Linked DNA regions of Mus musculus: region 2 is linked to region 1. The links are chromatin loops, found by intact Hi-C in ENCODE. Cell type or tissue: heart. All regions are shown on one strand. Each heading gives the region's core, and the rest is flanking DNA. Links, peaks and the distances in the headings are about the cores only.

Region 1 (5,783 bases), core at 604-4,603:
GGCAGGCCTGGGTGAGCCACAGGTGGAGGAGACGAAGGACTTCTGGAGTTCGTGGCCAGGTTTAAAAGCGTAACCCCCAGGGGTGACCAGTGACAGCCAAAGCCCCTTTTCTCTCTGCTCCAAAGGTGTCTTTCTAGAGGGCACACCTAGGAACTCAAGGGGAGTCTTCTACAGTCCCGTTTAAAATCTAGTCCCAATGCACAGGCACAGAGCCACACTGCTAGGTGTGTTGCGTTTCCAGTCCCCATCCCTCCTAATGGCAACAATGTTTCAGTCTACTGGGCCGCCACGGGACACACATGTGATAGAGGGGGTGAGAGAACAGAAGGAGGTGCCCCAAGCAAACACAAGACACCTCAAAAACCATTCAGAATCCCGGCATTGATGTCAGACACATTTTATTATAATCTTAATACAGTCTACATAAATTTGAACTGGTATTTATTTGGGTTCAGTTATAACATAGCATAAAAAAAATCAAAGCACTGGTTGTCTGAAATAAAGCAAGCAATCAACATTCAATAAACACACTTGATTTATTTTGTATAAAAGGGTTAAGTTTACAACTAAACTTTTATAAAAAGTTTAGCATAAGTACGTCATTACATTTTAATGCAGAAATAGGTTATTTCTGCCACTATACAAGAAAACTCTAATTAAAGAGTCCACAAGGTTCACTCAATATATATATATTTATATATAAATATATACACAGCATTCAGTAGGCTCGTGTCAAAAAGGCCATTTCTGACCGAAGACTTCATTTAAGTAACCGAATACTGGGTCCTTCTGGTATTCACGCTCCACCTTTGTGAAAAGGCAAAGTCTGCTTACATTGGGCAATTCCTTGTGATTTTTTTCTTTTTTTTTTAACGTTTTCGCTCCCCATGGTGGGAATAGTATATAAAGAAAACCTTCCAACTGTAGAAAGGGCACTGAAAGTCTCTCATAAATAACGGTATCACAGTCCAGGCCGGAGAACGACACCTGGGCAAGACGATCATCCTTAGTTTTCCTTCCGCTTTCTTTTTAAAAAGGTCCATTCAACGTGTTCTCCTGGTGAAATGGCTGATAACAAAAGTCTTAAAAGATCTTGTAGACTTCTTCTTGTGCAAAAGAAAAAGAGAAAGTAAAAAGAAAAAAAAAAGTCCCCAAATGCCTGCAAAAGATTGGGAGAGAAAGGCAGTTTAGGAGAATGTAACCTAAGGGCAGAGGCGGGCGAGCCTGGCGCCGAGGAAGCCACAGTTTGAGCATTTAACCAAACCCTGGCGTCCAGATGCGGCACACATACCCGGCCCCAGCAGCACAAATTAAACATGAAAATAGCGGAGACTCCAGGGGAAAACTTCCCAAACCCAGTCTCCTATTTGGATCTCTAACAGCCCGCTCACAGGCGCCAGTCTGCTTCTTGTAACAATTATTTGATTGAAAACAGCCCTTTAGTTAACAGATATGGAAATCTGGATCCCAGAGCACAGGGGTAAGGCTCGGGGTAGCCGTCTTCAGCTAGCCAGAGAAATCTCAGAGGACTACAGTTTTGGGAAAAGAGAATCACTATGGAATTTGTGGCGATAAGATTAATTACAGCTGAGGTTACCACCTCAGTGTACCGCCACTGGGCTCATAAAAGTCAGCCACACTTGGTCCTGACACCTTCATAGTAAGTTACTGGCATTTCTTTTCTTTCTTTTTTTTCTTTCTTTTCTGTTTTTGTAAAGGCAACTGTTCTGTAGTCCTGAGCAACCACAGCTACAAGCCCCTTCATGCCTATGTGGTAAGTCAAGCGGCACCCGTAACACAGTGAAGTAAGCATGCATTTACCAAACCAAACATTTAACAGACACACAAGCACATTACCGAAACGCGCACACAGGAGGCACCCGCAACACTCACCATTTATTTAGCCACAGAGTACTTTGCTATCATTCGACATAAGCTCAGAAGGGAATTCAGATGCCTGGGGAGAAAGAGGATAAAAGGCAGGATATTAGGTAATCTTAAAGGAAGGTAGCCCCCCTCCTCCTTTCACAAAAGTGCCAACAAGTCCCATGAAACAGGATCATGCTACAGCGCAGATCCAGATGCAACCCACACAGAACTTATAAGTAGCGATTTCACATGACGCTCAATATACAGTTTCCTCAAAAATAAAGTTAATGAACCTGTCTCTACGATGGGCTTTAAGAGTGACAGCTCGGGAGACCCGGAGCGTCTGGGCAGTGGCGTACTTGCAAGCTAGTCTCACCTGCAAGGACAGGATGCTGATGTCCGTGTTCAGGGTGGTCAGCGGCGTCCTGGACGCCTGGTTCTGTCCAGGTCTCTGGTGATGCAGGCTGACGATAGTGGGATGCGAGTCCAGGGCGATCTGCAGGTCCAAGATGTAATCGATGACGTGCTGCAGGATTTCCATCTTGGTCACCTTCTTGTTCTGGGGGATGCTGGGCACCAGTTCCTTGAGCTTGGAGTAGCAGTCGTTCATGTTGTAGAGCAGACTCATCGGGTCGTCCACCGGGGTTTTGCTCCGGGAGATGCCCAAGCTGTGGTCCGACAGGCTGTTTTTCCTAACGGACCTCACCGGACTGAAGGCTTTCATGCTGCTCGTAGGAGGAAGACCGGGAGGGAGCCGCCACAGGGGGCTGAGCTGACTGCGCGGCACCAGGCTCGGTTCAGAATGAAGCGCGAGCCGGGCGGGGCGTCTTTTATGTGCACTCGCCCTGGCCGCTCAATCGGGCATCCCTGAATTGCCATTGGTGGAAGGGCTCCCGTCCATCATACCAGGCGAATTCTCCCATTGGTGAGTATGAGCTCTCGGTTCTTCCGCGTTCGCAGCCAATGCCTGTAGGGTGGGAGGAGCGGGCGAGAGCCCAGCTGGGGTGGCAAATTGAGTACAGTGTGCGCTGGGCGCCCAGGGGGCCTGAGTGTGCAATTGTGCCCGCCTTATTCCAATTCCCAGAGCTGGCAGGACCCCTGCCCCGGGGGTGTGCCCGGAGCTAGCTATACCCGCCCCCAGGACTTCCAGCAGCCCCACTCTCTCCGCACAGCAGACGGGAAGTCACAGGTCGCTAGCGTTAGGGAAGACAGCGACCGTGGCAGAAGGGAAAAGAAGCGCGCTTTTGGGAAGTCACATTTGTAGTGTTCCTTCTTTTAAGATAAAGGAAAGCTATTTGGGGAGGGGGGGGGAACCTACCCACATACACGTCCACGACAGGTTTAGCGTGAAGCTTTGCAACTTGGAGCAACGCGGGAGGCCTTCTCGGAAACTCAGTGACACGAATTGTAGGAACACTGTGCGGTCTCCCTCAGACCGCAGAGGAGCCCCGAGGGACCCGGTGCATTCGGAACTCCCCCCACCCCCAAGAATGAGGCAGGGTTACTATAATGACTCCATTAATCGAAGGTCATTAGTGGGGTTTGCACACTGGAACTACATTTACATACACTGCCCTTGGTCTGTGCCCTTCAGTGTAGGTGGCAAAGTGATGCGATTAATTATGCACAAATCGTGATTTCTGGTGTCACATTCCAACACTTAGAGCTCTTGGGAAGCTCTTTGTCAGGTAGGTGGTCCTAGCTATTGACTGACAGCTTATCGCTGTTTTTAAAAGAAAATTCTGTTACGTACGAGGTTTGGAATCTTTCAGCACCCTTCCTAGATGCAGCCACATTTTGAAAAAGTTTAGAGCTCTTGACTCCAATGCTTTAATTCTGAATTCTTGTTTTGCTGAAGACTACCATATATTAGTCGTGTATTAAAGGAAAAAAAATATTTATGTTAAGCCCAAGAAAGGGTTTTTGGTCTGAATCCCCCACATCCTCTGAATGCAATAAAGAGGAAGAATGCAGAATCCAGGCAAAGCTCTGTGTGGAGAAACAGTATTTTCCCTTCAATTAATGATTAATTCCTCAGCTGGTGGGCCAGGCGGTCTCTGACCTCCACGTGACAGCCATGTGCCCCAGGGCTTCTCTCTAAGGAGGCAGAGTCCGGTGATGTAGAGGCGGTAAAATCCGTCCATCTCAGTTTGGAGACTGCAGAAGGACTCTGCCCTGCAGGAAAATCTGCGCAAGGCAAGGCTTGCAATGCCTCCTGCGACTCAGCGACAGTGTTCGATTGACGACTCGCCTCTGTTATTAAGCCTGGAAGTGATTTACTATCTGAGTCCCCCCCCCCCCCAACAGTTCGAGCCTCTTGATGTACTTTGTGTGCATGTGTTTCTGTCACATACGTGCCACAGCGGAACAGATTTTGTTTTGACACTTTTGGTTCATGATGTTATACTCTGAGTATTTTACAATAATAGCCAATGTAAACAAACATCTCTGGGATTCTCAAATTATTACTTATGATTCTTGGACATTGCATCTCTGCGGTACTGACGCATTCTTAGCTTTTTCCAAGGACACCGTATGTTAGCACCCGTGCCAGCCTCATTATCCCAACAGAAAGGCCCTGGGCTGGATGATAATGAGCGCTGTGCAGCATCGCTCCACACACTGGCAGCGACCACGCATGAGCGCCTTCTCCCAAGACCATTCCTGTACCCTGATATAGTAAAATTGCTAAATATGGTGAAAGTTTTCTGGCGTTTCTTTCTCTGGCTGCCATGCCAGAGTCCAGTCTGCCGAGCTGCGCTGAATCCGATTCTGTTGGCACACTACCCAGTTTTTGCATTCATTTAAAGATCATTTTTAAGGGGATTGTGAAACTGTTTAAGTTAATGACTGAAGAGGACCGAGTTACCAGTAAGTCTGTCACAGCAAGCCCGGGCTGACATTTCTTAAAATTATGGTCTGGGTCTGGGGATTTGGTGGGAGCCCCTTTTGGGGCAGCTTATAATGGCATATAAAAATCTGTCCATTGGTGTGGATGTGGATTTTCATCAGAGAACCCTGGAGTTCAAATGGCCCCAGCTGCAGGACGTGCCCAGCTGCAGTAAGGGCGGGATCCGTGGGTGGTGGGAAGGTGTGAAGGGCTTCCGGCGGGTGTGTGTGTGTGTGTGTGTGTGTGTGTGTGTGTGTGTGTGTGTGTGTAGATATTGGCCACCCCAGCTACCTACTGGGACGCCCCCCATTTAAAGCAACAGACCCGCTTGGAGTTGCCCGAGCCCTGCTACCAGGCCCCCAGATCCCCCACCGTGTCCAGGCCACGCGCGGTAATCAGAAGCAGGTTCCTGCTCAGCCACCTTGGCTACTATCCCCGCGTGATGCCACGAGGGCGGGAGGAGCCGGCTCGGCGCGGGCGAGTCTCAAGGTCTTCTCTGCACATCTGGCGCAATTGGGAGCTCTCGCCTTTCTTCCCCTCGGTTTTGTTCTCACAGCTGTGTCCATTCCGCCCGTGACCCCCCGAGTGATCCCTGACAGGTGATGAATTGGCAGCAGCGGCGGCGGCAGCGGCGCGCAGGCCAGGCCGCGGCGGGGCCGGAGCCGGAGCCCCGGAGCAGACTCTCTGGCGCCAGGCGCGTGACGCCGCCCATTCACGCCGCCCTGCAGCCTTGTCCTCGCGGCGCCGCTCAGGCGGCTGCCATAGCAACCGCGCCGTCACTCAGCGCGCGCGCCCAGCTGATCAATGCCTGCAAGGCCCGGCGGTCCCAGGCTCGCCCTGACCGGGCCGTCAGCCTGCGCGCACCTGCAGCCTCTGCACGTCTTAAGTTTCGAGTGATTTGGGGGAAGAAGGAAGACCAAGAAGAAAAGAACAGGGAAAAAAAAGGGGGGGGGGTAAGAGAGGAAAAAAAAAAGGTCTGGAGAGGGAGAAGAAAAGAACTCTTCCTTGGCAGAAGGGGGGCACG
Region 2 (5,783 bases), core at 1,183-5,182, 730 kb after region 1:
CTAAACAAAGGCTTATGGGCTGAGCGATGGCCAAGGCAGCAAGCTTTCCAAGCCTGGGTCCTCAGTGAGCATGGCTCATGCTGACAGCTACTTTCTTGGTTCCCTTCAGTCGTTAGGCAGAGTTAAAGAAGGTAGCTAGCTGTAGCTGAACATGGAGGTCTGTGGTCCCTGTATTGCCGTGCTTCTGTTGCCTGGACAGCAGCAGAGTGCCCCGCCTTTTGGTCTTTACCAGGGGACTCAGCTGCAGGAGCTTGGTGATCTGGACAGCTTGGTTCCTTCTTACCCCTAGAGGATCACAGAGCACACTCACACATGAGCCCTGCCTATTAACTGTAATGGGAGCTGTGAGCGCCTCTGAGGTGATTCAGTTCCACATTGGAGACCCTGACAGTTTTGCTTTGACTTCGTAGTTTCTCGAATTTAGGCCATCAGGGCTTTAGTCATTTCTCAAAGTCATACACCAAACCAGGCCAGTCCACTTGGCTGAGTGAACTACTTTAATGGAATTTTGCTGAATACAAAAAGAGTGTGCAGTGGTCATCTTTTCCTGGGCACTTTCATGTGCTGGGCTTTTTTCTATATATTGTCTTCAGTCCCTCTTGGAGAAGTACTACCATTGCTATTAAAAGCAGCATTATCTGTTACAGAAATAAAGAAGTAAGCCTCAGCTGAAGTCTTGGAAGCAAACTTCCATGCTTTCATTTCCTCTGTGTATGCCTCTGGGGTGGCTTTGGGAAGCCATCTGCATTCTGAAACCTTTGTTATCTCATCTGTAAGATTTGTCTACTTCCTAGATGCCTCTTGGGGTTACCACCCACAACAGATTACATGGCATCTTCAAACAGTTCAGACAACACTGGCATCATCCTTGTGACAATCGAGCTGAGGTCAAGGAGGTGACAAGCAGTGTGTGGTCCTCATTTCCATGTACCCCTGGGTTCCTTCTAAACAGTGATGATGTTGTTCAGTCTTAGGAGAGAGCCTTGCTAGGCACACTTTTCTGGTGACACTTGTAGAGTTTCTGTAACCTGTCTTCATAGTGAACATGGAGTTTATTTATATTCTGAAACCAACCTTAGTTTGATATAAGATTATGCAACCACTGAGCAAGCCAGCCAGAAGTAGCAATTAAAGGTCCTGAAGACACCGGACTGGATACCCTGATTCATTGTCATTTAATTTACATAGGCTGAAAGATGTGTGAGGACCCTAGAGCAAACTCAGCTAGCTGTGAAGAATTCATCCCACCTGAAATCTTCATGAAAATATGAATAATTCTTTACTCCTCTATGGGACTGCCAATATACCAAATGATCTCAGCGTTCTCTCAGCTTCCTGGTATGCTGTGAATATCGGTGCAGCCATCTCTACTTACTGCCTTCATGATGTGTTCCCAAGTTTCCTCTGATTCTGTGCAGGTGCCCCTCTCTTTAGTTGGTAGAACACTTGTCTAGCATGCACAGGCCATATCAAGGCAAGTGCCTCAGCAAGTCCATGGGATATCTGTGGGTTTTAGGAAGGCTGTAGATAGCATCGGGATGGTATTCATGAGAAGAGTAGGAAATGATAGCCAGAGGAAGAGTTCAGCTTCAAGAAGGCTCAAGGTATCCTGGTTTATTTTATTGGCTGCTTAGAAATCTCGGTTATCCCTTCAGAAAAGGATCCAGGCTGTTTTGAGAGGTCAGACTTTCAATACTTCCCATCTCTAGACTTGAACATGAATAATCATGAGTGTGCTTCTTTCCAGAAGATACATGAACTTGAACCAACTCAGTGTAGACCAGAATATCCCTTACAACTCTGTCCACCAAGGTCTCAACTCCAAGTGGCTATCTAGCCATACATTGGTCAAGCAGGGTGGCATCAAGTCTTTGAAATCTATTATATGTGTAAGAATGATTTTTTTTTTTCGGGGAGGGGTTGGAGATGTAACTCAAAGAGTACTTGCCTATCATATATAATGCCCTGGGTTAGGTCCTCACAACTACAAAAACTGGGCATAGTGGTGTAAGCTTGAAATCCTAGCTCATTGGCTATGGAGAAAGGAAGGTGAGAAGTTTAGGGTCATCATTGAGTTGACAGACAGCCTGGGTTATATGAGATCTTTGCTCAGGACAAAAATACGAGAAGAAAGAAAGAACAAAGAGAGGGAGGAAAGAAAGAAGGAAAGGAGAGGAGAGAAGAGGAAAGGAGAGGAGAGGAACCTCTTATGCAGTCTTCCTGCGATGCCCTGGCTGGTCTGGAACTACTTACCATGTAAACCAGATTGGCCTTAGATTTGCAATAGTCCTCCTGCTTCAGTCCTTTGAATGCTGAGATCACAGGTGTGCGTCAATGAACATAGCTCTTATATCTGGTTAGCTTAGAGTCTTGACCTTTGACTTTTCAATGTGCCAAGCCAAACATGCATGCATACATGCACGCATGTACACAGATACACAGATACACACACTGCACTCATGTTCCATCCTACAGTCTGAGAGCATTCCATGTGAAGGAAGCCATGTGCTGGAGGGATGGCTGCTCTATTTTATTTTCTTCTCTAGATCACATGAGAAAATGCATTGAAATAATTTTTAAATTATAAAAATACTGTAGGTGTATCAAGTATGTCTATAAATGCACACATATTTCTACACAAGAATAAGTGCTGATCCCCTAGAATTCCTAATATCGTGTGCCTCCTATTAAAGACCTGGCATTTCTTAAGGGTTCTGATGGATAGGAATACAATGTATTATAAGTCATTAGTATATTCTGGTAATGTTTCATAGAAACAGACAGTCACACACATACATGCACACAGGCTACTGGTCCCTTTGGGGGATGTTTGCTCAAGAGTCTGAGCTTGGCTGGGCCCATGCTGTGTCTCAGGGCTGCCTTACACAGGTGCGAGTGTAGGCGGCAACTGATTTTCTAAGGGAGAAAATGATAAAGCAAGCAGGAAAAAAAATCAGAAAAACAACTTTGTTTGATCTTGGTTCCAAAATAATAGCTTGAGCAGAAGAGGGTGAAAGTGAGGTTCTTGGGTGGCTGAAGCGATGCTGGGAGAGGAGGAAGAGGGCCAGAGACACTAGAGAAGAATCTGAAGCAGAGGGAGGGCCTGGCAATGCCCACCTCTCATCATGACTTGGCCCGTGTTTGGCTCACAGAGTCTCATCACATGAACTAGCACGCATTAGCATGAGTGCAGAGCTGCCCTGAAAGATGGTAGGAATGTGCTTCTGCTCAATGGAGGCCCCAGGCCTCTGCTGCAGTCTTTTCTTTCACCTTTGTACTTTTGTGGCTCCAAACTGCAAGGAGTGGAGCTCAGCCACCGGTTTTTCCATTGGTGGCTCAGCTTCTGTGAGCTACGCAGCTAAAATCCACTTCTGTCTTGTTGTCAAACAGTAATCAGCTCCTGTGCTCGGCTGATGGGAGAGGCAGGAGAGGGCTGAAATGGGCTGTCCTCCTGGGAAAACGGGGTGGGGTGGGGGGTGGGATAAAATCCTTCCCAGGGCAGAATGTGAGAACACAGCCCAGGGCTTTCCATGACCTCTGAAAGCCTCTTCTGCCTGCAAACATTGAGCCCCAATCTCTAATCAATTAGCTAACTAGCTCCCCCTTTTGACATTTTCTTACAGATAAAAAGTGCACAGTGCCTTGGTGAAGCAGGGGGTGCTAAGCTAGGACATAAATCCCTGTCGTTGTTAGGAATCAAAATACAGGGATACAGTATAACCCATCTCCATGCAGTGTGCAGCAATCATCCTTTTAATGACACGTGATGTTTCAGAGCCATTTTTTTTTTAATTTACTTAGGGATATTTTGAAAGAGCCTGACAAGAAAAGGTGACAGACATCTAAAACACTAGTGAAAAGTCACTTCTGAAAGAATTAAAGTCAGCATGCATTTAATCACGGATACAAATAAGATCCCACCACACCCACCCAAGTCATTTATTTTACATACTGCTGACGTCCTTATATTATTTATTCTGAGTTTGAAATTTCATTTAATCTACTTTTTTTTTTTTTTTTTACTTTTATCTTCAGCCAGAAACAAAGAGCTAAGCCAGAATGACAAGAGATTTTTTTTTTCCCCATCACAAGCAGTCATGTTTGGTGTGCTTCTTCAGGCTAAGTTCAGAGCAAGCAGAGGTCACTGTGTGGTGTTCACATTTTAGAGGCCGAAAGGGGAGAAGAAGTAATCATGCCGAGGTGCTGTGACGAGGTCTCACACTCTCTGTAAGTCAGTTTCTAGTTGCATATTTGAATCATGAAGGGAATATTTTTAAATAAATCTTGGTGTTTGGCCTCAATCTTCAGGACTTTGTTATCTGAGGTCTAGCCTCATGTCAAAGTTCCAGAGCAGACACAAATACACGTCAAATACAAGTCCATCATTGGGGAACCATTTGCCAGCTCACTGCCTAATACTGCCCTCAGACCATCTTCTGGCTCTCATCATTTGCTCTGATCCTTGTTTTGCACCCACCTGGATCATCCTTGGCCTCCATGGCCTCATCTTTACATGTTGCTAGCACTGTGCTTGCTGTGGCTAGCAAGCCAGTGCAAGCATGTGATAGCATCTTCACCTTGATCCTTCACGGACATGGGAGTAAAGCCTCAGTTCTGTTGGGAAGGGCTACACTTTGTGCCAGAAACAACAAACATTGATTTCATCATATTTCTAGAAGCTGGAAGTCCATGGTCCACTGTGGGCAGGGCTGCTTTTGGAGCTAGTCTCCTTGGCTTCTAGCAGCTGCTCACCCAGTGTCTTTACATGGTCTTCCCTCTGGGAGACCACGTCCTCAGGTCATCCAATAATAAATGCAAGCACAGAGGATTCAAATGTATGCTAGGTAACTCATTTAAATTCTGAATTTATGTATGATGGCATGTTTCTATGTGTATGCACTAATGCATGCACACACAGGTATAAGTATGTGTGTGTATATAGGGACCAGAGGAAAACCTCAGAAATTGTCCCCCAGGTGCCATTCATCATATTTTGAGACAGGGTCTCATACTGGACTGAGGCTGACTGATTAGGCTAAACTGGCTGGCCATGGAGAGCCTATGAATCCTCCTATTTCCTGATTGTAGGTGTTACAAATGGATATTACCATCCTGGCTGTTTCAATTTTACCAATAAGTGCTGAGAACTGAGCTCTGATTTTCATGCTTGCAAAGGAATCTCTTTCCCAATAGAACCATACCCTATCCTTTGTCTTCTTAAAGGTCCTATCTTTATGACCACTCAGAGCCTCAAGCATTGAGAGTTAGAGACTGACCATGCAAACTCTGGGAGCAGAGTCATCCAGACAAAGGGGTTTTCGCACAGGCAGAGTGCACGTGCCCAGGGCAACTCTCTTAAACACATGCCTGGAAAATACAACGGAGAAATTGACTTGCCCATATTTCTCTGGACCATCTTCTTTAGATCGCTGAGTCAAATGATCAAATGAGAGCCCACTTCCCAGGCCACCCCTTCCTCTGAAGCTACAGCTTGCCTTCCATTCAGATGTTCCTCTCTGCACCACACTGCTTTTCTCCAGGGCCTTGGGAAGTGGGAAGTCCTCCTGCATACTTCTGGCAGGTAGAGTAAAGGCATCTGCTTCCTCTCTGGGTATGTTAAGGTAACATCATTTTTTTTTTCTTCAGATTCCCAGGCCCCATAAGGCCAAGGCTGCTGGATGAAACACGGGTGTCTTCGCATCAGTAGGAGATTAGTTTTTTTTTTTTTCTTTGTCTCACTCCCTGCATCTTTGGATTTTCATTTTTGCTCTTCTCCATGTTTG

What was found. A loop is a pair of places that touch in the nucleus more often than their neighbours do. Peaks named below come from ENCODE experiments on the same cell type or tissue, not always from the same donor. Only the 100,000 strongest peaks of a DNase experiment are listed, where the experiment ranks them.
Region 2: it touches region 1 in a loop (9-fold over the local background); 5 of 42 quality-filtered maps call a loop at or near these places.

What each region holds. Positions count from the first base shown.
Region 1 is chr12:25,093,418-25,099,200 of GRCm38, forward strand. It overlaps Id2 (inhibitor of DNA binding 2), which reads right to left and starts at 2,675. Exons shown (of 3, transcript NM_010496.3): 1 at 2,246-2,675; 2 at 1,894-1,957; 3 at 382-1,159. The coding sequence starts at 2,593. The coding sequence ends at 1,901. In heart, for the core only: CTCF peaks have their summits at 1,865 and 2,640; DNase peaks (open chromatin) are centred at 1,354, 2,764, 4,044 and 4,514; H3K4me3 peaks cover 4,000 bases; H3K27ac peaks cover 3,881 bases.
Region 2 is chr12:25,823,519-25,829,301 of GRCm38, forward strand. No RefSeq gene overlaps it. Among named protein-coding and RNA genes, the nearest start is that of Gm29835, 150 kb to the right of the region's middle. In heart, for the core only: a CTCF peak has its summit at 3,642; no DNase peak of the experiment used is centred there; H3K27ac peaks cover 624 bases.